2 separate regions of the Mus musculus genome follow, and region 2 is linked to region 1. Evidence: chromatin loops called from intact Hi-C (ENCODE). Cell type or tissue: gastrocnemius. All regions are shown on one strand. Links, peaks and the distances in the headings refer to the core of each region. The heading gives the core; the rest is flanking DNA.

Region 1 (12,635 bases), core at 2,624-10,623:
GTGTCTGTGTCTGTATGTGCATGTGTCTATGTGTATCTATGTGTGTGTATGTGTGTATGTATGTATGTGTGTGTGCATGTGTGTATATGTGTCTGTGTGTATGTATGTATGTGTGTGCATTTGTATATATGCATCTATGTGTGTTTGTGTGTGTGTGTGTGTGTGTGTGTGTGTGTGTGCATGTGTGTGTGTGCTATACTAGCTGGTGAGTGAGTACCAAGAACCCACCTGTCTCTGCCTCTCCAGCACTACACAAGTGCATGCCCTCACACCCAGCTCTTGTATGTCAGTTCTAAGGGCTGAACGTAGGTCTTATCCATTATCCTGGGTCTCTGAGATCCAATAGGACAGCACTGGTCACAGTAACTCACATTAGATACAGTTCACAATCCAGACCCTTGGTCCTATGCATGAATTCCAATCCTCGTGCTCCATGAGCTCAGGAGTCATGTGTGCCCATGGCTGCTCCATCAGACAACACAAACACTTAGCAAAAAGTCAATGAACAACCACCGGTCAATGTGTGGCTTACAGTGACCCCTTTTAAGTGGCAGAGCTGAACAGTCCTGACTCTAGCACCTTGCTCTTAACAGCCCTTCTCAGATATATCAGAGATCCTGTGAGCTTTGATCCAGCACATACTGAAGACCTACTGTGTGCCAGAGTCTGTGCTGGGTATATCCCAAACCTTGTCATCTGGGAAGCAGCAGAGAGTGCGGTCCCTGGCCAGTAAGAGTCAAGGGGGGCAAGGCCGGCACAGTCACCTCCAGGACTTCCTTTCGGACATCCACGATCCGGAACCAGTGGCGGAGCTGGGGGAAGCCGTCCAGTTCAGCATTGCGTTCCTGCAGAGCCACCTTCTTCTTGCAGGACAGCTGTCGGCTGAAGTACTTCACCAGCTTGCTCTGCGGAGACAGAGAGCACAGGGACACAGCTCAGAAGCGCTGCCCTGGGAGCAGCGGGAGAAGCCCTGATATCGCCTGCTAACCGCAGCCAACTCTGTATCGTAAAGACTGTTTACACCACAATGAGATCCAGCCCTTCCTTCTGAGACAGTCCCTGTGAACGTGGCCCGCAGCAGAGAAGACTGGGAGGTGGGAGGTGACGCCCTGATGGAGGAGGATCAGACATAGCCGCACCACCCTTAGAAGGGATTACCATAGTCTCAAAAGTCCAACCCTTAACCATCCCTTGGAAGTGGGTGGCTAAGAAGCTAGAACCCCTCATGCTTGGTCCCTCTATAGCAATCAGCCTCTCCCCTCCCCCAGCATGTTACAGAGCGGCAGGCTGTCTGGGCCTCCCAGCTGCCAGTCTCATAAACCAAACGCATTTATTTTCTTTATAAAGTGCCTGGCTTCTGGCCTCTTGTTACAGTGCCACAAAAGTGAGCTAAGATGTCACCCATTTTTTTTTTCACGGTGTTGGTGAAAGTGGGCAAACAGGTAGTCCTGGGTACTCTGCTGCGGTGGTTACAGGATGTCGGCTCCTCTTTGTGGTAGTATTCACCATTTTAACCATATGAATGCTTTGACCCAACAATTCCATGTCTAGAAACTCATCCTATGGCATCCATGTTTTGAGAAGTAACTGTGACCAAGGATATTGTTTTACAGTTCTGCTGGAAAGAGCATAGGACTCTCAACACCCTGGAGACCCACCAATAAGAAACTTATCACAATCACCGTGAAGCAGCCATACAAAGGAACCCCATACCCCGGCTCCTTAACCATGAATCGTACATAACTGATCATAGGGTCCGGAAAGTTTGGGGAAGTGGAAACATTTCTGAATGAACAATGGCCAAAAACTAATTCCAAATCAAACACGTAAGACTCTGGGGTGTTTCTGACAAAGCTCAGGAGTGTCGCCTCCTGGGACTTCACTGCAGCCTCGGTCTGAACACACAAGTGCACTTTGTCCCGAGGGTGCTGGACACCAACAGCAGTGATCGCTGCTCAGCCCCTCAGCTTGCACTGAGACCACTGTGTCAGAAGGGCAGCGTCTCGCTGTGTGTATCGGGCTTTCTGTGCTTAGAGAACCACCGAGGCAGAAAGCGAGAGACTTCTAATGCTTTCCTCTCACAGCCCCTCCGTGTGTGAGTGTCAGATCAGCTGTGGATCCATTGTGATAGAAGATTTGCCTAACAAACAACAGAAGACAAGGAAGAGGAGAAGAAGGAAGAGGAGGAGGAAGAGAAGGAGGAGGAAGATGAGGAAGAGGAAGAGGAGGAGGAAGAGGAGGAGGAGGAGGAGGAGGAGAAGAAGAAGAAGAAGAAGAAGAAGAAGAAGAAGAAGAAGAAGAAGAAGAAGAAGAAGAAGAAGAAGAAGAAGAAGAAGAAGAAGAAGGCTGTTTGAGTTGTCTTGAGTTTTTATTTTATTTTTAAAAGTCACAATTTCTTTCTGAAATGGTGCTCAGAATGTTTCTACCGACTTGTATTCTGTTCTTATGCAAAGTAGCGTTCTCAGCACTGACAATCCAAAAACCAAAATATCGATGGGCTCTAAGAAACTGCCCAGACTCCCTCACACACTCTGCGGTGTCCAATACCAAGCGTCCTGTCGAGATTTAGTTATTTGTGTGAAAATAAGTAAGCACTACTTCTTCTAAGCACATCTCACTACTACACACACCTGCCTCATCTTTAATAAATAGTGACATCATATATATGCATATATAACCACTCTAAAATAACTTCATTATGACTTAGCATTAATATCAGAATGGTTACACCTGCATACCCCAGTTGCATGAACATTTCTCAGTGATAAGGGGGTATAGGTGGAGAAAGTTCCAGAAGCCCTGCTCACACACTATCAAATAAAATGACAAAATATATGATGTAACAGTAGGTAGTGGTTTCTAAGACCTCTGGATAAATAGACTCTCCCACTCTACACAAAACGTAAACTGGGAGCCTCTTTCCAGAAGGATCCTTGGTCCTCTGGGGATTAAGAGAATGAAGGAAGGAAACAGAGTTGGGGGAAAGGCCTAGGGCTACACTTTGTTCTGTCATGTGACTTCCAAGTCACACACACACACACACACACACACACACACACCCATGAGCTAGCCAAGGCTCTTTGAAGAGACCTGGCCCATGTCTCTGTTCCCATAGCAGGGATAAAAAAGAAACATTGTTTCTTTTTGTTCCTGGCTGGTTCCATACCTACTAACAACATTAACCAAAGAAAGGCCAGCCATACTGGAGGCTGGAGAGATAGCTTAGAGGTTAAGAGAGAGCGTTGCTCTTTCAGAGGACCTGGGTTTGATTTCCAGCACCCACAAGACAGCTCACAACCATCTGTAACTCCAGCTCCAGGGTACCCAACACCCTCTTCTGGTGAACATACATGCATGCAGATGAAAACTCATAAACAGAAAGAAATAAATAAAAAGGAATCAATCTAGAGAGAAAGAGGGAGGGAGGGATGGGGGAGAGGGAAAGAGAAGGGGGAGGGGGAGAAGAGGGAGGGGGGCAGCAGGAGGAGTAGGAAGGAGGGGGGCAGTCAATACCAGTGTGCCAAGCACAGGATACTGGAGAGTAAGACTGTTTCTGGGAATGGGAGACCCAACGGTAACAAGCAACAAGATGTGGTTCTGTTTCTTTGTGCACAGTGTTTGCTTCTTTTCAATAGTTAATCAAGGCTCTATAAGAGACAATAAGAAGATGAGGGCTGGAGCTGGAGAGGTGGCTCAGCGGTTAAGAGCACTGCCTGCTCTTCTAGAGGTCCTGAGTTCAATTGCCAGCACCCACATGGTGGCTCACAACCATCTGTAATGGGATCTGATGCCCTCTTCTGGCATGCGGGTGTACATGAAGATAAGCACTCATTTACATAAAATAAATCAGAAAGAAAGAATGAGAGAGAGAGAGAGAGAGAGAGAGAGAGAGAGAGAGAGAGAGAGAGAGAGAAAGAGGGGTGAGGGAGGGAGGGAGGGAGGGAGAGAGAGAGAGAGAGAGAGAGAGAGAGAGAGAGAGAGAGAGAGAATGAGAGCCAACATGAATGTCTCTCAAGTAAACTTAATTGTCACCAGGCCTGATGCCCTTTTCCAGTCCCTCCAGACACTGCACACATATGGCACATAGACCTACGTGGAGACAGAACACCCATACAGATCAAATAAAAATAAAAACTAAAATTTTGGATTAAAAAAAAAAACAAAGAAAAAGGGAGGCTGGGAGTGTAGCGCTCGCTTAGCCCACGTGCAGACCCAGGTTCCAACCTCAGCACTATGAACCCGTGCGTGATGTACAGAACACGCCTCTGGGGCCATGGGAAGTGAGAGCTGTCGGTCGTCGGGTGACGTGATGGCAAGCGACAGGTTTCCCTTGTCGATGTTGCTGTTGGTGGTTGTTCTTAGTCTCCTCCTCTGTACTGATGTGCGCCCCCTGCTGGCACTGTGAGGAACGTATAGCCGTCTAACGTCTAGGTTTGCCTTTGAGAACATGCTAGAAGAGTGGGCTACGTGGTGTGGACGGGGATACGGAGACAAAGGGCAGAGCGTGGAGGACATTCCCCCTCGGCAAGCCTTGTCACCGTGTTAATATCCAGACACATGATGCCAACATCTAGGTTCCCTGAATCCTCCCTTCTCAAACACCCACCACACAGGTGTGTGCACAGGGCGCGCACGGCCAGTTTTGTTCTGTCCTGTCTCACTTGTTGTGCAGGTAAGAAGACTGGAATTGGGATCCCCACGAGTCACATAAAAGCTGGCTGGGTATGGTGGCCTGCCTAGGATCCCAGCTCTTAGGAGCTGAAGACGGAGGACTCCCCAGGCAGGGCAAGCGAGCCAGCTGGATGGGCGAGCTCTGGATTTGGCTGACTCCCTCTGCGAGATGGCGAGAGAAGCCACTCCACAGCATCCTCTGGCTTCCATGTGCATGGGTAGCCCCCATCCGAACATGTGAGACACATGTGCCATGCACGTCACATACACATACCGAAACTCAGATACATCAGCTGCCATCCATGGTTGTTCTCATTGATTTTAGAGTTCAGAAGGTCTTTGCAGATCTATGATCTTCCTACTAACGTGGAGGAAAGCCCAATGAACGGGACAAAGGGGAGCTCAGACCCTTAGACTGTATGAGTGTCTGTATGTGTGTGCATGTGTTTATATGTGTGTATGTGTGGGTCTGTGTGCGTGTGCATGTGTGTGCATGTGTTCAGACAAGGTCTTACTGCTAAGTCCAAGCTGGACTTAAACTCTTTTTTTTTTCTTTTCTTTTTTTTTTTTTTTTTTTTTGGTTTTTTGGTTTTTTGGTTTTTTGGTTTTTTTTGGGTTTTTTTTTGGGTTTTTTGTTTGTTTGTTTGGGTTTGGTTTGGTTTTTCCAGACAGGGTTTCTCTGTGTAGTCCTGGCTGTCCTGGAACTCACTCTGTAGACCAGGCTGACCTCGAACTCAGAAATCTGCCTGCCTCTGCCTCCCAAGTGCTGAGATTAAAGGCATGCGCCACCACTGCCTGGCTGGACTTAAACTCTTGACCCTCCTGCTTCAGCCTCCTGAATTTGGGGATTACAGATGTGTGTAGTGATGCCTGGTTTGATAGTGTCAGTTTCTTCTTTCGATGTATTAATGTATTTTATTTATATGTATGTGCTTGCCTGCATCCATTATATCCAGAAGCCTCAAGCAGCCAGAAGAGGGCATAAGATCTCCTGGAGCTGGAGTTACAGGTGGTTGTAAGCAGCCACATGCGGACACTGGGAACTGAGATGCAGTGAGTTTCCTTAACTCTTGGGCCATCTCTCCAGCCCCAGTTTAATGACAATAAATTTACCTAAAAATCTTGCTTCCCCAAGACTACGGTCACACACGGCACTCTCATGGCTGTCAGTTATGGTCCTTTGATGGACACCTTCCAGCAATCATTTATTTAAACCTTCCACACTTTATGAAAAAAAAAAATACTGAAGCCCGGAAGAGTTACGTCATTGGCCCAAGGTCATCAAGGCTCAAGGCCAACAAATTTCACCCAAGTCTTGAACCCGAGTACCCAAGTCTAACTCACTGAGCATGGGATTCTCCATCCTGGCAGACAAGCTAACAGGCTTCAGAAATCCCATGGTTTCTAGATGAGAATAATCACCGTGGGGAGACCCACACATAATTAAATATATGGGTACCATTCTGTGGGCTGAAAGGAGAAAACTGAGCTGATCACCCCCATCCATCTGTGGGAAGACAACACTGCAAACACAAACCACCGTGTCAGAGGCCATGTGGTCAGAGCCAAGGGAGGACAGCCAAGGGTCAGCCCGGGCAGCCGAGCGCTGGCTTCTTACCCAGCAACAATCCACTAGCACAAAACAGTAACAGCGCAAGTGTTGGGCTTGCTAAGGCCAGCAAGGCCCCTCCTCCTTCCTTCTCACACAGTTCTGGGAGCTGGTTTTAAGCGCAAAGCTTCTTAGACCACACCCCTGGATGCTCCCTTCAGAGAAGCCCAGGGATGAGAGCATTTAGGGGCACATAGCTCTCTGGCAAGAGTCCTTAAGTATCCGCCGAGTCCGACCGTTTTCTAGGCCAGCCTTACTCTGGCCGTTTCCTTTTCTCCTGAGCCATTTTTGTTGTATTTTACGGAAGTACTGCCCACAGAAATCTCCGCACAAAAATCTTCCCCGTAGAGGGTGTGCAAAGCAGTAAGGTCCCCTTGGGGTGAACATCAGCTCCTAATTTTAAGTCCTTTCGCATTCGAAGTGTAACTCAGTGGCAGAGCATATGGCCAGCGTATAGGAGGTCCTTGCTTTGAGCCACGTAACCAATAGAAAAACACTGTAATAATAATTAAATCCTTCAACGTCACTAAAGTATATATATATTGGTTTTCCAAGACAGGGTTTCTCTGTGTAGCCCTGGCTGTCCTGGAACTCACTCTGTAGACCAGGCTGGCCTCGAATTCAGAAATCCGCCTGCTTTTGCCTCCCAAGTGCTGGGATCAAAGGCATGCACCACCACTGCCCGGCTAAATTATATTTTTAAATGGTTCCTTATATGTTTCTTCTTTTGAATGTGTTGGCATGCTGATGTAGGGGTCACATTATGGGAAGTGTATTAGAAAGGAGGAAATGAAGGCCGGGGTGCTAGACTCCCACGCTAAAGTCACACAACCAAAGCAGGGCCAGGATCTGATCTTGGGACATCTAATGTTCTCTCTGGGGTCCTCTCCTTGCTTCTCCACTGAAACAGTCACATGGTAAACACCTTTGGTGGCTTCGCCCCGCCCCGTGGCCTCGTCCTACCTGGTGGCCTAGTTGAATTTTAGGTCATCCTCAATTCAAGTCCTCGCAGAGCTAATGTGGAAAAATTAGTTTAAAGGGTCCACCTTCAAATTACAGCAAGGCTGGTCCAAGGGTGCACACTCTCTGAGGCCCTGCAAGGGTCACAGGTGCAGTTCCAAGCAAGGCAGGGAGCCTAGGGTGCAATTCTCCATCTGCACACCAGAGGGAAGCCTGGCACCTCACACAGCAAATGGAAATTGTCTGCAGGCCCAGACTCCAAACCAAGCATCCCCCGCACCTTATTACTGTATTCCGCATTAGCACGATGGTAAATTTAGCAGCATAAACACACACACCAAAAAAAAAAAAAAAAAATTAAAAGTCAAGACATGTGACAGCTCTAAAAATAACCGCGTCTCAAATCCCTAAGCAGGAAACTTTTCACTCGGTACCTAAACTAAGACGAACTACAGAGACCTGTAGGAAATACACAGGCGTTTGGTTTGGTCCTGCTCAAAGCCATGTCACATCTCGCTAAAAAAAAAAGAGGCGTCTGGAAAAATAGGGAGGGTGCGGGGAACACTGAAGAGGGGTTGCCCTGGATCCTCCAAGCCTGTGTGAACTTCCCAGCCAGCCTGGGCTGGGGCTCATTTCACGCCCCGATTTCACGCCCCGAGGTACATGTGGGGCTCATTTCACGCCCCGAGGTACGTGTGGGACAACGTCATACAGCTAGCATGCAGGCAGCCCTTGAACAGTCCATTCCTGCAGCCTCGAACTGCCTGAAACCACAGGATCTGACTTTGCACTTGTCGCTCCTATCATCTGGAGGCAATCCTAGCAGCGATGTGACCCTCCCACCCTGCAGAGCTCTCCCTTCCAAATTAGGCCCACCCAGTTACGCACGCACACCCCCACGTCCTTATCACGGATGATCTTGTTTACTGGTTTCCATGGTTACACCTCCCCACCACCACACCCCCATCAGCCGGTGCGGGTTTTCTGCCCGTGTTCCCTGGCATTTAGACAAAACGCACATCGCTGGAAATGGCCACCAGACCTCCAGAAATAAAACCCTGAGTTCTTTCTCAAAGTACAGCCTGGGCAGGACTGGCGGGATCCCTGGCCGTGTAGCCAAGGCTCTAAGGCTGTCAAACCCGCCTGGGTAATGAAATCACTGCACCCAGAAGCCTAAGGCCATCCTGCGGTTGCCAGGGCGACCATTGTCATAACACCCCTGCACGAGGGGCCAGCTGACAGGAGAGAGAACTGTCTGACTGAGAAGGTTTCAAACAACCGGGTCTATTGCATCTAGAGGCGAGGTCCTTGCTGAGGAGAACCCTGGGTCTTCTGCCCTGACTGGAGCCCAAGGCATGGGGGACCCCAGGGTGCAGTCAGTCAGGGGCAGTCAAGGGATGTAGAACATCCCATTGCCCACTGATTTGTGCTGAGGATAGCTGACAGCCATCTCTCTTTCTCTCCCTCTCCCTCTCCTCCATCCTCTCTCTCTCTCTCTCTCTCTCTCTCTCTCTCTCTCTCTCTCTCTCTCTCTCCCTCCCTCCCACCCCACCCCATGGAGTCCAGAAGAGAGCTCTGGAGCTAGAGGTAAACAGGTCAATATAAATTCTGGGAATTGGATACAGGCAATCTGCCCTTAACCACAAAGCCATATCTCCAGCGCCAACTTTGTCTCTATCTTTCCTCTTACTGTTAAGGAACATTACAAAGAGCCAAAGGTTCACAGTATAGACACTCAGTTCCCCGGTATTTCTTCCAGGAACATTATTACACTCTTTATATGTTTTGGAGACAGGTCTTGTGTAGCCCAGGCTGGCCTCAAACTCACTATGTAGCCGAGGGTGATGCTGAACTCTGGATCCTCCTGTATGCTTAGACATACAGATGTGGCAACGCCTCATGTCATTTGTGCTGTGCTGGGGATGGAACCCAGGGCTTCATGCAGGCCAGGCAAGTGCTCTACCCACTGAGCTACATTCCCCAGCATCAATGTTATTATAATATTAACGTTTATGTTATAACAGCCTGATGCCATAATATGGTTATGCTTATAATGTAATATAGAGTCGTGCATTCATGAGTTTGAAATATAACCATATCTCTATTAAATTTGCAGCAAAATTGACACTTGTTGATTTTGACATACTTGCTGTATCTACTAGTCTATTGATAACCATGCTATTAATTCATCAACTATTATTTAAAAATAATCTAGTCATGGTTGAATTCATAGCTATAAGGCTTACAGTGTGCCAGGCACTGGGATAAACACTTTACTAATACCAAATTTGATTGTCATACTTTGTACCTTAAGGGTTGAGCGAAGAGAGCAGAGGCACTGAGTAACCACTGAACCGCCCAAGGCCATGAGCCTAGCTAATGGGACATAACTGCCCCAAGCCTGTTCTGTCCCTGAGTGTCAGACTCTGCTCGCTAGGGCACCCCCACCCCAGGGATCTTGTTAAAAATACACACACGAAGCCCCCACTGGGCTCCACTCCAAGCCCCTGGGACTCCTGGGACCAGGGGCTTCTCTCTCCAGCTAAACAAGGCTCCCAGACAGTTGGGAAAGGCAAGAAGCTCAAAGATGCTGTTTTTGATGTCAGTGTGGTGGAAGAGCCTGCCTCTCCTTGACTCCTGCAGCTACAGCCATGAGGAGCTATAGAACACGTGCACGCACACGCAGACACTGATGCAGATGGGCAAGGAAACAACGCTCAGTCAGTAGTGCCTTACAGGGACAGGAATAAGAAGGATAAGAGACAACCTTAGCCGGGCAGTGGTGGCGCACACCTTTAATCCCAGCACTTGGGAGGCAGAGGCAGGTGTATTTCTGAGTTCGAGGCCAGCCTGGTCTACAGAGTGAGTTCCAGGACAGACAGGGCTATATAGAGAAACCCTGTCTAGAAAAAAACAACAACAACCTTAACCTGTGTCTCCCTTGCAAGCATTTCCAACTTTTCTGGATCAAGGAGGCACCCAAAATGTGCACCGGCTCCTCTGTGGGCCAGCACTGGCTTCAGGGCAGCGGATGCATTACCTAATCCATCCAACTTCTAAAAAACCACCCCAGCCTAAGTTGAATCCAATTTCAATTTGATCAGTCTAAATGACCTCCCACCTGCTCTATCCCCTAGACACATGCTGTAATTCTCTCCCTCTTTACGGATTCACCAGGGGCCATGTTGTAAAGGAAGTGCTCACTGACAGTGGGGAGCCACTCTTGGTGCCTCCATCCTGAACCACGCCAACTGAGAAAGGTCAATGTATTAGAAGGTAAAAAGAGAAAGGAAATGGTCAGTGGGAGGATGTTATACCAAGGGCCTGGGGCCCAGGGCGCAGGGCAGAAGTTCTGATCTCTATGCCTGTGACCCTGGGCAGATTATGAGTCTGGGAGCCAGAGCCAAGCAACAGTTAAAAACATCTGGGCAAGGTGTGCCCCGCTCCTCAAGCAATCTACAAAGCCTTACCAACCATTTACTGAACCACAGGGAAGAGAGGAAATCCAGGTGTGTGGGTACATGGATGTAATCCTAATACTGGAGAGGCGGAGACAGGAGGACCATATATATGGCTCATTACCGTATATAATGAGATCTGGTGCTCTCTTCTGACCTGCAGGTATACATGCAGGCAGAACACTGTATACATAATCAATAACTCTTTTTAAAAACAATTACGACCAGATAAAGACCAGAATGACCTAGAATAAACGCAATGTACTGAAAGCCAGCCACACCAGGGTAACAGCTCAGAAGCTTCCCAGAGAAACCCAAATCCATGTTCTGTTTGATACCACAGTGCCCAAGACACTCACAACTTAGCGCTGTTCATGACTATGATGGCGAAATTAAAATTAAGTCACATATGTAATCAACATAGTGAACAAATGTATTACCTTAGCATCCATGACCAAAGGGGTTAACATCACTTAATGCTCTTGCAAAGGACTGGGTTTGATTTCCAACACCCATACTGGGTAGTTCACTACTGCCTGAACTCTGGTTTCAGGGGTATCTAGCGCCCCTTCTGGCCTCTATGGACACCTGCTTACATGTGGTACACATAGACTCAAACAGGCACACATGCATGCATACTACATATATACATACATTTAAAAAAATAAATTAAAAAAAATCCAGTTCACATCCTTGCTGAAATCTTTGATCACTGTTCACTGAGACAATGAGAGACTCTGACACCCTCAAATAAACTAAAGGCTTCATCAGGATTTAGCTTTAATTCGGTGGGATGAAGCTAAGACCCTCATTAAAATGAGATCTTAGACTCAGTCAAGACCTGGGATGCATTGTACACATTAAAGATCATTAAGCCCACCAGAGTGATGTCTGAGTTAAACGGTTTGTATATTTGAGGCAATTCTTTTATATTCTTCTGACCCAAGAGAATGTAGCAAGGTTAACACAACCTCTCCAACTCTGGCCTGAAGTTGTTCAGCTGAACAGCTGATTCCGACACTCGATTTCAGATCAAACTGACCTCAATTTAGGTATGGCCTCACCAAAAAACCCAGCATCTTTAGGGAATTGTTTTATATTTTACTTTTTCTAGTGCTCGAGAATGAATCCAGGTCTGGCACACATCAGCACAGAGCTGAGCCACACACTGGGTCACGTGTCTGGGCTTATAAATGTGATTGTTCGTTTTCTCAGAGCACATGTGTGGGTGAACAGGCTTGAACACTCTACAGCACACAGATAAGGGTGGGTCAGTTCTTCTCCTTCACCACATGGGTCCCAGGAATCAAACTCGGATCACCAAGTTTGGCAGCAATCGCCTTTATGTGCTAAGCCATCTCGTAGGCCCTCATCAAAGTTATTTCCTAAAGCTGCTGTGGGTTACATAGTTGAGAAGGCTTGTGTATCAATAATTAAGGTGCTTAAATTTTCCATATATCAAACACATAAATGCTATTTGAAATTGTTTGAAAGTATTTAACTAGTTAAGATCCAGATCTGAACTCTAACTTCTACTTTGTAAATTGCACATATGAGCTAGCAAAAATAATTCAGGAACAAAAATAGATTTTTTTAAAAGATTTATTTATTTATTTATGTAAATACACTGTTAGTGTTTTCAGACACACCAGAAGATCCCATTACAGATAGTTGTGAGCCACCATGTGGTTGCTGGGATTTGAACTCAGGACCTCCGGAGGAGCAGTCAGTGCTCTTAACCGCTGAGCCATCTCTCCAACCCCTAGGGATGTTTTTACTAAATAGACAGTGGAACCGCTGTTGGGAACAGTGCCACGTCCTCGATGCTTTCATTATTTAATATTATTTATTGAGGGGGAAGACGCATGCAAGAGAGCCGTGCAGAGGTCAGAGGACACCTCACAGGAGTCAGTCTGTCCTTCCACTATGTGGGATCC
Region 2 (12,635 bases), core at 2,831-10,830, 400 kb after region 1:
CCTGTTTACCTGTCAGCGCTGGTTCTGCAGTCAGGTACCAGTCCCCCCACCCGTTCTGAGCCACATACAGTTTTCTTGATGGTGGTTGTGACTGGCATTGAGGCCTCATCACTCTTCGGGAGCCTCCAGCTATTCAAGAGCTGCCATTAGGCTAGTTGGAAATCCCACCGGTTATAGCTGCTCCTGCCCCCCCCCCCCCCCCATCTGCAGAGAAGGACACGCTCACCTTATGTGTGCTTTGGTGTCCTAGTTACTGACAAGCATCAGGCCTTGGCCAGGTGGTTTTATAGCCAGCTTCTGAACTGAGGCAGGAGGCAGAAAAGACAAATAAAGACAGGGAACTCATCTGTAATGCAGTAAAGCAGATAGCGAAGCATTTAAAGCCATCCACGGGTAGAAAGGTACTGACGTCCTTCCTCAAGCCATTTGGCACCTTGGCGTGGAGCGCACTGGCAGCGAAGGGCAGGCGGGTGGGAGGCACTGAAGCTGGAAGGATAATGGCCTTCCACAGATGGTGCTGTTGGATGGACGGAAACAAGGCGACCGCTTCCAGCTCCGTCCACAGAAGCCATGTCTTAAAATGGCCTTTTCAACCTCGAGATTTCTCTTAGAAAGTTAAGGAGAGGCCAGCAAGGGAGGCCGTAAGAAGGAAGCAGGTGTTCTGGGCCATCTGCTCTGTCCAGCACTTATGACCTGGGACCCCGGGGAGTAGCAGGAGGTCCTCGGTCTCCTCAGCCTCCCGGGCACTGGGCACACTAGGGCTAGCTTTCCATGCAGTCGCTGTGTGCTGAGCTGCAAGTGGAGCTGCTGGGCTAGCTGCCTCCTGCAGACTTGGGTGTTGGGGGGGCGCTGTGCCAGGGAACACCCCCAGGGCCTGCCCGTGGGCTGTTGGGCCACTCTCTGTTGAGCCTTTGATGTTGAGGCCAGGGTTATAAGTGACCCAGATTGATAACCAGACAGGTCCCAGGCCCTTTAAGGCATCAGAGGTGTTACCATTTTTATTCTTCGGATTTATCTTTGTGTGTGTACGTGCGTGCGTACATACATGTGTGCGCGCACGTGTGTGTGTGCCCTTGTGCATGCACATGCTTATGCCACGTGTTTGCAGTCCCAGAGCCACAGATGCTTTAGAGCCAGCATCATGGGTGGTCCTGAGCTGACTGAGGAGGAGCTGGGAACTGAACCAGGGTCCTCTGTCTGAGCCCTCTCTGTAGCCCAGGCCTGGTCACTTTCAGTCTGCCTTTCCTCTGACTGGAAGGCCAGTTGGTTGCCGCTTGGCTCGTGTTGTTTCCTGACATTTGCTCACTAGGGTGTCCACTAACCCTCCAGCCCTTGTTGGATGCTACTCATGACCTCAGTACAACCCACAGAGTTGCTTTAGGAAGTATTGGCTGTGTAGCTGGCCCTGTGAGCAGCCATAGTTGAGGTAAAAATCTCATGGGTATCTCCTGTGTCAGGCGCCTCAGCAGGCTCACAGGCCTCTTCCTGAGGGGCCTTGTCTTGCCCGGTGAGGGGGAGTGGGGAGTCTGGAGGGTCGGCTGGCACAGAACAGATGCCTGGCACCTAGCAGGCCATTCACTTGCACAGTTTTGCTGGATTTGGGTGTCATTTTCCAGGTTTGAAATTGGCAGAATGGACTCAGAAGTCAGCCTCTTGCCCCAAGTCCCTATAGTCCCAAAAAACCTAGCTAGTACCGAAGCCAGTCTGTTCTAATTGCATTAGACTGGCTCCTTCCACTCCACTGAGTTGGGGAGGTCGGGTTGCTGGCTGGAGACAGTATTGGGGAGTTCCCAGACCTTCCAGGTTTAAGGAAGGAGAGGTAAAGATGAGACAGGCTCGTTGTAGTGTGGCTGTATCGGGCAGTGCCTGATGCTCCAGTGGAAGGGGCTTTAGGAGTCAGGGAAAGATGCATAGAAAGATCTGTGGGGGGTGAGGTAGGGGGTGATGTGGTGACCTGACCTGGGGCGGGTGGGCTCCATCTCAATGTCAGCCCTTTGCCCGGGGCGACCTGGGTGTCTTGGAGCTTGGTCCCTTTGTTCCAAGCATGCTTTGCCCTCCAAACACCTGATGCAGACTTCATTCCCTGCCCCCTCTCCATGTGCTCACCCCTGCTGCTGTGACGTGTGACAGCATGGGTGAGCCTGCTAGTCTGCTGGAGATGGATGAGGCTGTGTGTCCTGTGGGGCCCTGTCTCGCGCACTCTGTCTGCTGCAAGCCTCAAATGAAGTGTGTGCTTCAAATCATTGTTGTTATTTTACCCAAGTCGCTAAACAAATAGTAAGTTCTTCATCTCAAGAACTGGGGGTAGAACCCAGGGCCTCATGATGCCAGGCAAGTGCTCTACCGCTAGGTCGCATCCCTCACCAACTGATACGTCTCCCCACTTTAGCCGCCGTTTCCTAGTGGAAACACTGACAATCTCAGGATCCAGAGACTGTCCTGAAATGCTCAATGTTACCTACCTAGTTAACTATAGTCAGCGCTGTGCAAGAGGACGGTGGGCTCTCCCCTCATCAGGATGGAACCTCATAGTGACCTCTGTCTCCCAGCCTCTGCTCAGCCAGGGTTCCTGCCTCTGCTTTGGGGTTAGCTCACTCCCTTAGATTCTGCTTAGGAGGGAGATGGGCGAGCTTGCTTTATGGTTAACATTCGCTAAAGGGAAGCTGGAACTGCCCCTGGGGAGGGGCAGGAAGTGAGTGAGGCAGCAGGCCCCGTGCAACTCCAGGTAGTGCCTGTCTCACAGAAGCCAGGGAGGCTTCTAATGCAAGGCAGTTAACTGTTTGGAGGTTACATGACTGAGGCGTGTCCTGCCCAGATGTCTTCTCCAGTTGTCACACTCCAGGGTCTGGGCTTCAGACCTGGGAGTTTGATTTTGTGCTTGCCCTAGTTGAACTCTCGGGCTCACTGACCAGACTCCTAGGAAGCTGTTGTTTGAAGCTCTTGCTAGTTTTAGCAGGTTCAGACTCAGGTGCCACGCCAGCCCATCCCCCTGGGGAGAGCAGATCTGAGTGGCTGCTTCTGGGGAGGAGACATTTCCCTGTGTGGAGTCCGTCCTCTAAAGCCCCAGAGAAGTCCAGAGTGAAAGGCGGCCCTGTTCCCCATCTGCTGTATCGGTCTTGCCCTCTGGTAGCTACAAAGGGTTATATAGAAGAAAACTGGGAGTGTGTAAGCAAAGACTTCATATACAAACCTTGGCTGGGGTCAGTGGCCTTGAAAAAGGGCTTTCTATGTCCATGGTCTTCAGCACGCAGCCTCTGTGGGAGCAGCAGACATGAGGTACCTGCCTGATCCCAGGCTCTTTTCAGTCTCCTAGCCTGTGACTGGGTGCTCAGCTGGCTGACTCCGGTAAGCACAGGGCTTGCAGCCTGCCACGGGAGTGTGGCTGGGCTCATGCATAGACTAAGTGTGCTTGGTCACATAGCTGCAGTGGGATGTCTGTGGGATGGATGTTCTGATGCTGCAGGGACCCCTGCTGGCTCCAGGGACAGGTGGATAGACTCACCCCTTCCATTCTTGCCACAGATTCTATGGAAGTGAAACCCATCATGACCAGAAAATTGCGGAGGCGACCAAACGATCCTGTCCCCATTCCAGACAAGAGGAGAAAACCGGCTCCTGATATCCATTTGTACCAAGCTTGAGTCATGAACTCCTATGCTTAGTGTGTGTAGTAGTGTATGCAGGGTCACAGTCTCACGAGCCAGCGGCAGTCCAGGTCGGGAAAGCATATGTGAGATACTTACCTACAGGTGGGGTTGACTCCAGACAGCACTGGAGTCAACTATTGCTTTTCGTTGGAGAGGTTTCCAGAAAATGGTTACTTAGAAAGGTGCTCTTTTGGAAACAGCCTTGTTCTTACACTCCCTTTAAGCAGCTTACAGTGAAATGTGTAAATTGAGGGCAGCACTGCCTGCTGTGGTCCCAGGTACCCACCTCTGCCTCTTGGGCTGCAGACTGCCCTAGCCCACCGGTTATCTGACTACAGTACTGGGCTGCAGACTGCCCTGGCCCACCAGTTATCTGCTTCTGGGTTGTGGACTGCTGTAGTGTACCAGTTGTATGCTTCTCTCTACACTGGTAGGTTGTGTACTGCCATGCGTAGTCTACCGGTCACCTGCCTTTACACTAGTGGGTCGTGAACTGTACCACAAGTAGGTCCGGTGTTCATGGAAGATGCTATATAGCCACGGACGTGGCCAGTGGGCCAACGTGGAGCACTCTCTTTGGGAGATTTAGTGTAGCAGTTTGCCCAGCGTGGGCTGTACTGTGCAACCAGCAGAGGGTGCTGCTCCAGGCCTCTCCCCTTCACAGCGTGATCTAAGCCACTGTGAGAGTAGCCTTTCCGTGTCTGTCTGGAAAGCTTCAAACTTGGGAGTAGCAGTGTTTTTCTCCCTTAGATGAGATTGTCACCTTGCTGTGCTGTGTTCCCACCCCTGCGACATCTGTTGAGTAGCAGCATCTCTTCCCCTCAGAGCAGTGTGTACGAGGGGTGCGTGGAGTTCTCGTCTGTGCCTGGTGACTTTTAGCATGAGAGTCAGTTTTTTAAAGAGGCAAGGTCTTACCTTGAAAACAGCCTTTCTGTAGCCCAGGCCTCCCCAGTCCCAAAGCACTGGGGTCCCTGGGTGCCTCTGTCTCCTTGGAAGCCATGCATTTCCCACGAGTTCTTTAACTCTCGGCACCTCAGCTGAACTACTTGCTAACAGACGAGCAGATCATGGAGGACCTGAGGACGCTGAACAAGGTAGGGTGGGACGCTTTTGCTGTACTTGAAAGGCTCACGTGTTTTGTGACGTAAGTTCCTGTCACCTGCTAAAGTCACCATGACATCTCTGATGCTTTATGTTGCTTCTAAGATGATTTTCTCTGAGACTTTCTTGTTGTTATTCTTCCTACAGCTTAAGTCACCCAAGAGACCAGGTGAGTGCCCGATGACACTGCCAGTCTTTGTACCCTGTCATTGGAAAAGTGGAGGTGGGGTTTCCAGGAGTGAATTATGCTGAGTCGTGAAAAGGGCAGGAATCATAAACATGTCTCTCCCGTGTTGTTTCTTTAAAGCCAGCTGTGCTGTTTGTCTTTTCCTTAGGACTTACTATAGAGGAGACCTTTGATTGGCTCTTGAAGGGTTCCCTTCTGAGTGGGTGTCGGGTGGGCCTTAGGTTCAGGACCGTTTTCAGTTCCAGTCATGCAACCATGGGGAACTTTGTCTGGAGCTCAGACCCTGCAGTGCTGACTGTGGTGCTCGGGTCCTAGGGAGGCCCAGGCTGTCCTCGTCCTCGTTAGGAGACAAGGCGTATGTAGCTGTCTGTGGTGCTCGGGTCCTAGGGAGGCCCAGGCTGTCCTCGTCCTCGTTAGGAGACAAGGCGTATGTACACCCTTGACACGTGCAAGAGGTTTTCAGTGAGCTGTGCTGATTTGGTATCCACATCAACAGTTAGTGTGGTGCTCTGGCAATGAGGGGTCACCACATTGTAAATGTGGATGCAGTCAGCACCAATGGCCCCTGTGAATAGCCACTGGCCCTGTGAATAGCCAGAGGCCCCTGTGAATAGCCACTGGCCCTGTGAATAGCCAGAGGCCCCTGTGAATAGCCACTGGCCCTGTGAATAGCCACTGGCCCTGTGAATAGCCACTGGCCCTGTGAATAGCCAGAGGCCCCTGTGGCTAGCCACTGCACCCAACCCAGGCAGCACAGTGACTTTGCTTCCATATACACCTCAAGGACTTGGCGGTCGGGATTGTGGCCGCACCGGTGCATCAGTCCCTGCGTGGCATTGCTGGGCCCCTTGCTCAGGCCCAGGCTCACTTGTCTGCTTGCCGTCTTGGCATCTCTAATTCCTCCAGCTTCCCCATCCTCTCCTGAACACTTGCCTGCCACACCTGCAGAGTCTCCAGCCCAGAGGTTTGAGGCTCGGATAGAAGATGGCAAACTGTACTATGATAAGAGATGGTAAGTTGTGGGGCGGGTGGACTGCTCACAGTGGCCTCTGAAGAGCGGTCTGGAGGGTTGGGGCCGGGCGAGCCTATGATGTCTCGGTGTTTTCTCAGCTTACCTCTCTGTATGTTAGTTTAATTTCTTTTGCTGGTGCTGGGACTGTGGCCCAGACTCGGAGTCTTGAATACTGAGTGCAGCTGGTAGCTGCTTGCCTCTGAGGTCACAGAGCAGTGTTTCTCCACATGTGTCCCCTGGGTCTTTCTGTACCTTGTTGCCATCTCCACACTAGGGTTTCAGGCTGTCCCCATCTAACCATGACAGGATATATGTCCTCCTCCACCCCCTCCTCTGTGTTAAAGGTGACAGGAGAGGAGGATTTTGTGCTCTAACCAGGCTGGAGGAGGCTCTGCTACCTGAGCCTGGTGGGCGCTCTTCTCAACGCTGCAGGGTCTCAGGGTAGATGCTTTTCACTTGACCCTTTTCTCAGACGTTCTTGTCACTTTCAAGGTATTCTAGGAAGTGTGGTTGGGAGATTATATCCTAAAACACTTAGATGAGCCGTCCTGGTTGCCTGGGACTGATTGGAAGCTCATACTTTTATCCATTCAACAAACACGGTTAGACATCCCAGTCCAACACTGTTCAATGTCTTGGGCAGGCAGGCACCGTACGTGGACATGGCTATGCCCTGACTTTCTCTTGGCTGTGTGGAAGGGGTGTGGGTCAGTAGAGAGCTTCTGTCGTTACTGTTTACAACAGCCTTGTGATAGCTCCTGTCTTAGTGTTTTCATTTAGCCAGAAGCTGACGACAGGCGGTGGCCCTGCGAATTGGTGGCAGTCACACGTTACCTGGCATGTCTAGTCGACTCTCACTGTCCATGCTGGAACCCAGCACCTCAGGGCCAAAACCATAGTGCTCAGTTCTCGGCATCAAACTGCAGCGTGCACATAAAAACGAATCCTGGGACTGCAGAGGGGCTGGGGCCGGAGCAAGCTGCCCCTCTGGCCTCCACAATTGCCGTGGCTTGTCCTCCCCCCACCCCACACTCCATCTTTCTTATATCAACTGCGGTACAGATGTTGTGTAAATATGCTCTGTTTAATAGTTAATCTGTTAATAGTTAATAGATTAATAATTTTAATCCCAGTATTGATGTCACTTTGACACATGAGGCTTATTTTCTGAGGCTTATGTTAATACAGATATTTTTTCCCTGTTGGCCAAATCTGGGATGTGGATCCTTCCATGCAGACTGTTCCATTGGAAGCATAGAGATCAAGTCGGGCCTGAACCTGTTTTAGTGTCTGTCAGCCTGCTGCAGTGACTGGTGGCTCTTTTCTGGTCTTCCTGTGGGTCAATGGGTGTTCCTGTCTTGGCCTTGCTTGTTGTTTGTTACTGGCACCACTAGGTGGCAGCCCCTAGCTGCCTAACACTAGAGGCAAAGTGAGAATTTTTTTTTTTTTTTAATGTTTGTAATAATGAAAACCAAATAACCTTTAAAGATCAGGCCCACATGTAAGAATGGCCTTTGGGAACGGCGAGATTTATGGCTAATGGTTCTATGGATCTGTGAGTTTTCCAGCCAGTGTGATATTTCAGGTGGCGTTCATTTCGTAACTGTGGCCTCCACTCTCCGTCTTCCTGGACTTGTTCCTAAATTATGAAATGTCTTGAGAAGGAAAATGTAGTAAAATTTTCCTTTCCTTTTCCTTTTCCTATTCCTCTTCCTCTTCCTCTTCCTTTTCCTTCCTCTCTCCCTCCCTTTTTTTAAAAAAGAGAAACCTGTAACCACTGGCATGCGGCCCTCTCAGCACGGGCTTCTGGTTTGAAGTGTCAGAACTCACCAGGTTCCTTGCATAAGCAGAAAAGGTCCGAAAGATGGTGTCTCCCAGACATTCGCCTCTTCGTTGAAATTTGAAGGTTTTTTTTTGTGCTGCTACCCACATTCCAGGATGTCGATTTCTTTCCTGGTCTAGTGATTTCCCTTTGACTCCAGAGTCAGTCCTATGGAGTTGACAGCTGGGCCTGCCCTGCCCCGTTCTTACTGCAGGGGGCTTGGGAAGCCCTGTCTGGAGGCCTCCCCTGCCTAGAACCAGCCTGTCCCCATCAGGCCCCGCTCTCTGCTGCTGTCCCTTTGTCCCTTGAGGGTTCCTCTGTCCTCCCTTCCACAGACACAGCCTTGGCTGACGGAGCTTCTGAGTCCTGATGTCTCCTCTAGAGGCACAAAGTGTCTTTCCTCGGGGCTTTAATGACGGCCCCAGGACCGTGCGGGTTAGGGCTCCATCTTGGCGTGATCTGACTGCATCCCACCTTCGCCTCCATCCCTGCTTTCCGTGTCATTTAGTTTGCGCTGTCAGTGTGCCTTATGCTTTGATGTAGACTAATGACCCCTCACAGAAGACACTCTGGAGAGAACTGGGATTTTAAAATAGCTAGCTAAAGGCAGTACAGTGTGTGTGTGTATGTATGCGTGCGTGCGCACGCATTTTCTCTCTTTCTTCCTCTCTCCCCCTCTCTCCCTCTCCTCTCCTTGCCCTGCCTTAAATCTGAAGTTGCAAATGTGACCAGAGACAAAGCCTCTCCTTGCTGACTAGGTTGTGCCTTCTTGCTGTCACCTGACTACAGGGCCTGTTTCCAGTGGCAGTGGGGTCCCTTGAGACTCTAGAGCTGTGGAGTGGGTCAGGTTTTGGAAAATGAAGTTAATTTTATTATGATAACATTAGGATTTTTGATAGTACGTAGAATTGAGTTGATTTTTCCCGCTCTGTGGGACTTTTCCCTCCTTTGGCCCTCCCTTGTGGTTCTGTGTTCCCTGTCTGTATTGTGTCCAATGCCCTGCTCAGAAGGGAGCTTTCTCTACCTTTCTGCGTAAAGACACGCGCTTATTGAAGCCGGGAAGATGTGCGGTCAGGAAGTGTGAGCGTGAGGACCTGGGTTTGCATCCCCAGCACCGAGTAAAAGGCCGGGCATGGTGGCACATGCACCATCATTGTGGTGATGGGGAAGCTGCGGCCGAGGCTCCCTGGGGCTCACCTGCCAGCAGTCTAGCAGGATCAGAGTTGTAGGTTAAGTGAGAGACCCTGTCTCAAACAAGGGAGAAAATGATTGACACCCAGTGTCAGGGTGGAAGCCTGCCTGTCTGCCTGTCTGTCTGTCTCCTTCTGAAGCCCGTGCTCTTCCTCGGTTGTGTGTTGCTGTGACTGTTGAAGTGATGGTTTCTGTCACTGTGGTGTTTGTTTTCCTGCCCCTCCCTCCGTCCTGATATTTTGTTTGTGTCCTGGTTTTGGCAGGTACCACAAGAGCCAGGCCATCTACCTGGAATCTAAGGACAACCAGAAGCTGAGCTGTGTGATCAGCTCAGTGGGAGCCAACGAGGTAGGCGTCCGATCTCTTCCCCGAGCACGAGAGCAAATGGCTCTGAGAAGTGTTGAAAGTATAACAGACTTGATAAAAAGCCTGACCGGGAAGTGCAGTGCGATCCTGTCTCCTGGGGTGGGGGATGGGGTGTCAGCACTATGTGGGGAAACCGTCAGCAGTACCCTTGAGCCTCTCTGCCTGCCTGAGCCGGGTCCTGCAGTTCTGTATGGGCCATGGTGCACTCTTGTGCAGTTACAGATTTGAGAGTCACTGAGCTGGAGCGAGCAAACTGCGAGTGAGCACTCTGGTGTCCTCTAGTGGCTGCAGGCTGACAGTGGCGTTTGTCTGGAGCTTACTCCACCTTCCTACATCCCAACATACTTGTCTGTGAGGACAGTGGGTCACTGGGCATGAGGCCCAGGCCCAGGGCATGCTCAGTAACTGGGTGCTGGTGTTGCTGGCCTGCCACTCCTGGCTGTTCTTCTAGTCTGACAGGACTGAGCTGCCAGGCAGGCATCCTCTCTGCACTTGGAGCGGCTCGTGTGCTACCTTAGGGACTGCCCTAGGGCTCCTGCTGGCCCTTCAAGAGGAGATGTCAGCAGTGTCGCACCCATACAATTATAAGTTTTAAAAAGTCTGAAACTTTCATAGCCGCATTGGCTTGATCTTTTATCAGTCACAAATGTCTGCAGAGGAATTGATTTTTATGCGTCTCTCCTCTGTTAGTGCACGGTAAATCTAATGAAACTGGATTATGAAATAACTTAAGCCCCCAGAATTCTCTCAGCTTCTGAAATCAAAAATGCTCTCAAATGTGGCCAGTTTGCAAAATGATAGTTTGCTTGGAAGTTGGAGATAGCCTCAGATGAAGGAGAGCCAGCCGTTCATTGTTTCCTAGGCTGCTTGTGAGAGTCGCCTCTAAGCCAGAGGCGTGCCGGGAGTCCACCAGAAAGACATGGTGCTCCCCACCAAGACATGGTGCTCCCTAGCCAAGAAGGCTTGCAATTGCATGGTGGGCTGCTCTGTGGAGCACACAGGCATCTCTGGGACCTAATGAAGACCTTCACATTCTGTCACAGAATGCCAGTGTAGTCCAGTGACCCAGTGTGGTGCCAAGGGCTCCCAAAGGGACCATGCCTCAGAGTCACAGTTCTGTGCCTGGTGATGAGGGGCAGCCTCAGTCCTTGGGAGTGTCCCAGCCCATGTTCAGACCCATTGCCGCATACTCTGGAGCTGCTTGGCCTTTGTGAGCACGTTTGGCTGGTGGGCCAGTGGGTGGGTGACCCCCTTAGGGTCAGTTTTCTATTTAAACAGTCTAGTAGGAGGCTTAGCCTCATGCTGGGTCTTCAGCCTGTTCTAGTTTAAGCTACACTCTGCTTACTCTTTTTGGGCACTCATTACTCACACTAGAAATGAGGGGAGACTGGGAGTAAACAGACAGCCTGACGCCTGAGAAGGGGAGGGGAGCCCTCTCTGCAGAGCCCTGTGAGGGCAGGCTTGCTGCAAACCTTGCCTTAGGCCATTTAATTTCTCAAGCCATGGAAAGCTAGGGAGGAGAGGTACTGTGAGTGGAGCACCTGAAGTGCCCCCCACAGGACTGTTGTGGGTGAAGTAGCTCATAGAACACCCCCACTGGGGCTGAAGGTTAAGTGAGGGAATTTCCTTGGGGCAAGGGAAATATTTTTAAATTGCTTTGAAAAACTCTTGCTCCAGATTGCATATATTTTGGGGGTTGAAAAATACCATCACCAAGTCCAGAGTCCTGATGGCTGAGGCAGAAGTGGAGCTGGCGCTATTAGAGGTGTGGGTGCTCCACAGCGGCCCTCCACACGACACGGCCACACCCACGCCGTGCGGAGTCCGTATCACTCACCCTCTCTGGTCTTGTCCCCATAGATCTGGGTGAGGAAGACCAGCGACAGCACCAAGATGCGGATCTACGTGGGCCAGCTGCAGCGTGGGCTCTTCGTGATCCGCCGGCGGTCAGCGGCTTGACTTTCTACGAGCTTCCTCCTCCCTTGACCCCTTCTCTGGAGTGGTTTTTATTTTTGTTTTGTTTTCTTCTTAATAGAAAATTCTTAACTTACCGGGACTAGCTCCTTGGCCTGGGACATGGGGAGCACTGTGGAGTCTTCAGGGCGCTCACATGGCCGCCACCTCCATCTCTGTGCCGCTCTCTCCTGCCTCGGCCTCTTCCAGAACTCAGTCACCAGAGAGACTCTTGCTTTCGGAGTAGAGGGGTTCACCCACCTTCCTTGAATTCCTCTCTTGTCTCGTTTTGTTTATACTTGATCCTTTTTTCAGACCTCCTTTGAGTTTGAAGGGAAGCTCGTTTTAACAATTATCTTTAGGCCTTTGAAGAGCAGCAGGTATGCTTTCCCGCCTAATCTGCTGGGCAGATTGTGTGCCTGCCTGCCGAGTTGGGCCCGGAAGCATGGGGCAGGGTTCTCCTGGCTCCACTTTCTTGGAGAAATAAATGATATAGAACATCTATCTGCCTTGGGCTTCTACTCCAATGACTGCGTGAGTGTCTTCACCCTGGACACTGCAGCCAACGGATGGGGCTGGGGGTGGGGGAGAGGGGTGGCATGTCCCTAACATGCTAAGTCACTGCTCTGAGCAGTTTCCAGCGAACACGATTCATTTAGGTATGCCCGTCCTTGTTCAGGGTGGAAGAAGTGGGAATTCCAGAGGTCTCCGTCTGTAACTCCTCTGGCTCCCAGTGGCTACAAGGATCTCATCACGTGCCCTACTGTGATGTGGGTTCTCCCTTCCCCATAGCTGCGGTGGCAAGGTGGGTGCCTCGCTCTTGCAGCTGGACCCACTGCAGTACTGGACCGCTCAATATCGAAGAACCTCCAGCCTCCCCCGAGGTTTGTCCCACGTTAGTGACAAGGAGAGCTCTGTCATGCTGCAGCTGCCAAGTCTGCGTGCTGCTTGAGCCCCAGCGAAGCCACCTGCCATGGCCCTCTTGCTCCCTGGGCCTCTTATTGGAGAAATGACTGGTGTGGCTGAGCAGGAGATTCCTTCTGCTCTAGCCGCCACAGGCCACGAGAGAAGAAGCGGATCCGAGCGACTGTCACCATCTCGGGGCAATCAGTAGGCTGTCCACACCTTGTTTTGCTGTGGGTGTGGGGAGCCACAGGAAGTCGTGTGCCTCCACGGAAGACTGTACAGAATCACTTTGTTTATGGCCGCTCTCCCATTGGATTCTTAAGAAAACAGGATAAACAATGTTTATTCACTAAGTTGCCACGTGGTCTGTTTCTTCTCTGCCTTCTACTGTCCTCCACCCCACAGTCACCACAGGTACTGCGGGATCCCCACACTGTAAGCATCTTGACA

The links. Peaks named below come from ENCODE experiments on the same cell type or tissue, not always from the same donor. Only the 100,000 strongest peaks of a DNase experiment are listed, where the experiment ranks them.
Region 2: a loop joins it to region 1, with 4 times the contacts of the local background. A loop is called at or near these places in 4 of 42 quality-filtered maps.

The regions. Positions count from the first base shown.
Region 1 is chr5:117,488,983-117,501,617 of GRCm38, reverse strand. Ksr2 (kinase suppressor of ras 2) reads right to left here. Exons shown (of 20, transcript NM_001312914.1): 2 at 765-905. Among named protein-coding and RNA genes, the nearest start is that of Gm42013, 11 kb to the right of the region's middle. In gastrocnemius, for the core only: CTCF peaks have their summits at 4,384 (motif pointing left) and 7,434 (motif pointing right); DNase peaks (open chromatin) are centred at 4,386, 7,442, 8,132 and 8,367; H3K4me3 peaks cover 924 bases; H3K27ac peaks cover 442 bases.
Region 2 is chr5:117,091,583-117,104,217 of GRCm38, reverse strand. It overlaps Suds3 (suppressor of defective silencing 3 homolog (S. cerevisiae)), which reads left to right. Exons shown (of 12, transcript NM_178622.5): 7 at 3,523-3,618; 8 at 4,680-4,741; 9 at 4,896-4,917; 10 at 5,842-5,947; 11 at 9,224-9,308; 12 at 11,187-12,540. The coding sequence ends at 11,285. Among named protein-coding and RNA genes, the nearest start is that of Suds3, 18 kb to the left of the region's middle. In gastrocnemius, for the core only: CTCF peaks have their summits at 4,283 (motif pointing right), 7,349 (motif pointing right) and 9,612 (motif pointing left); DNase peaks (open chromatin) are centred at 7,329 and 9,631.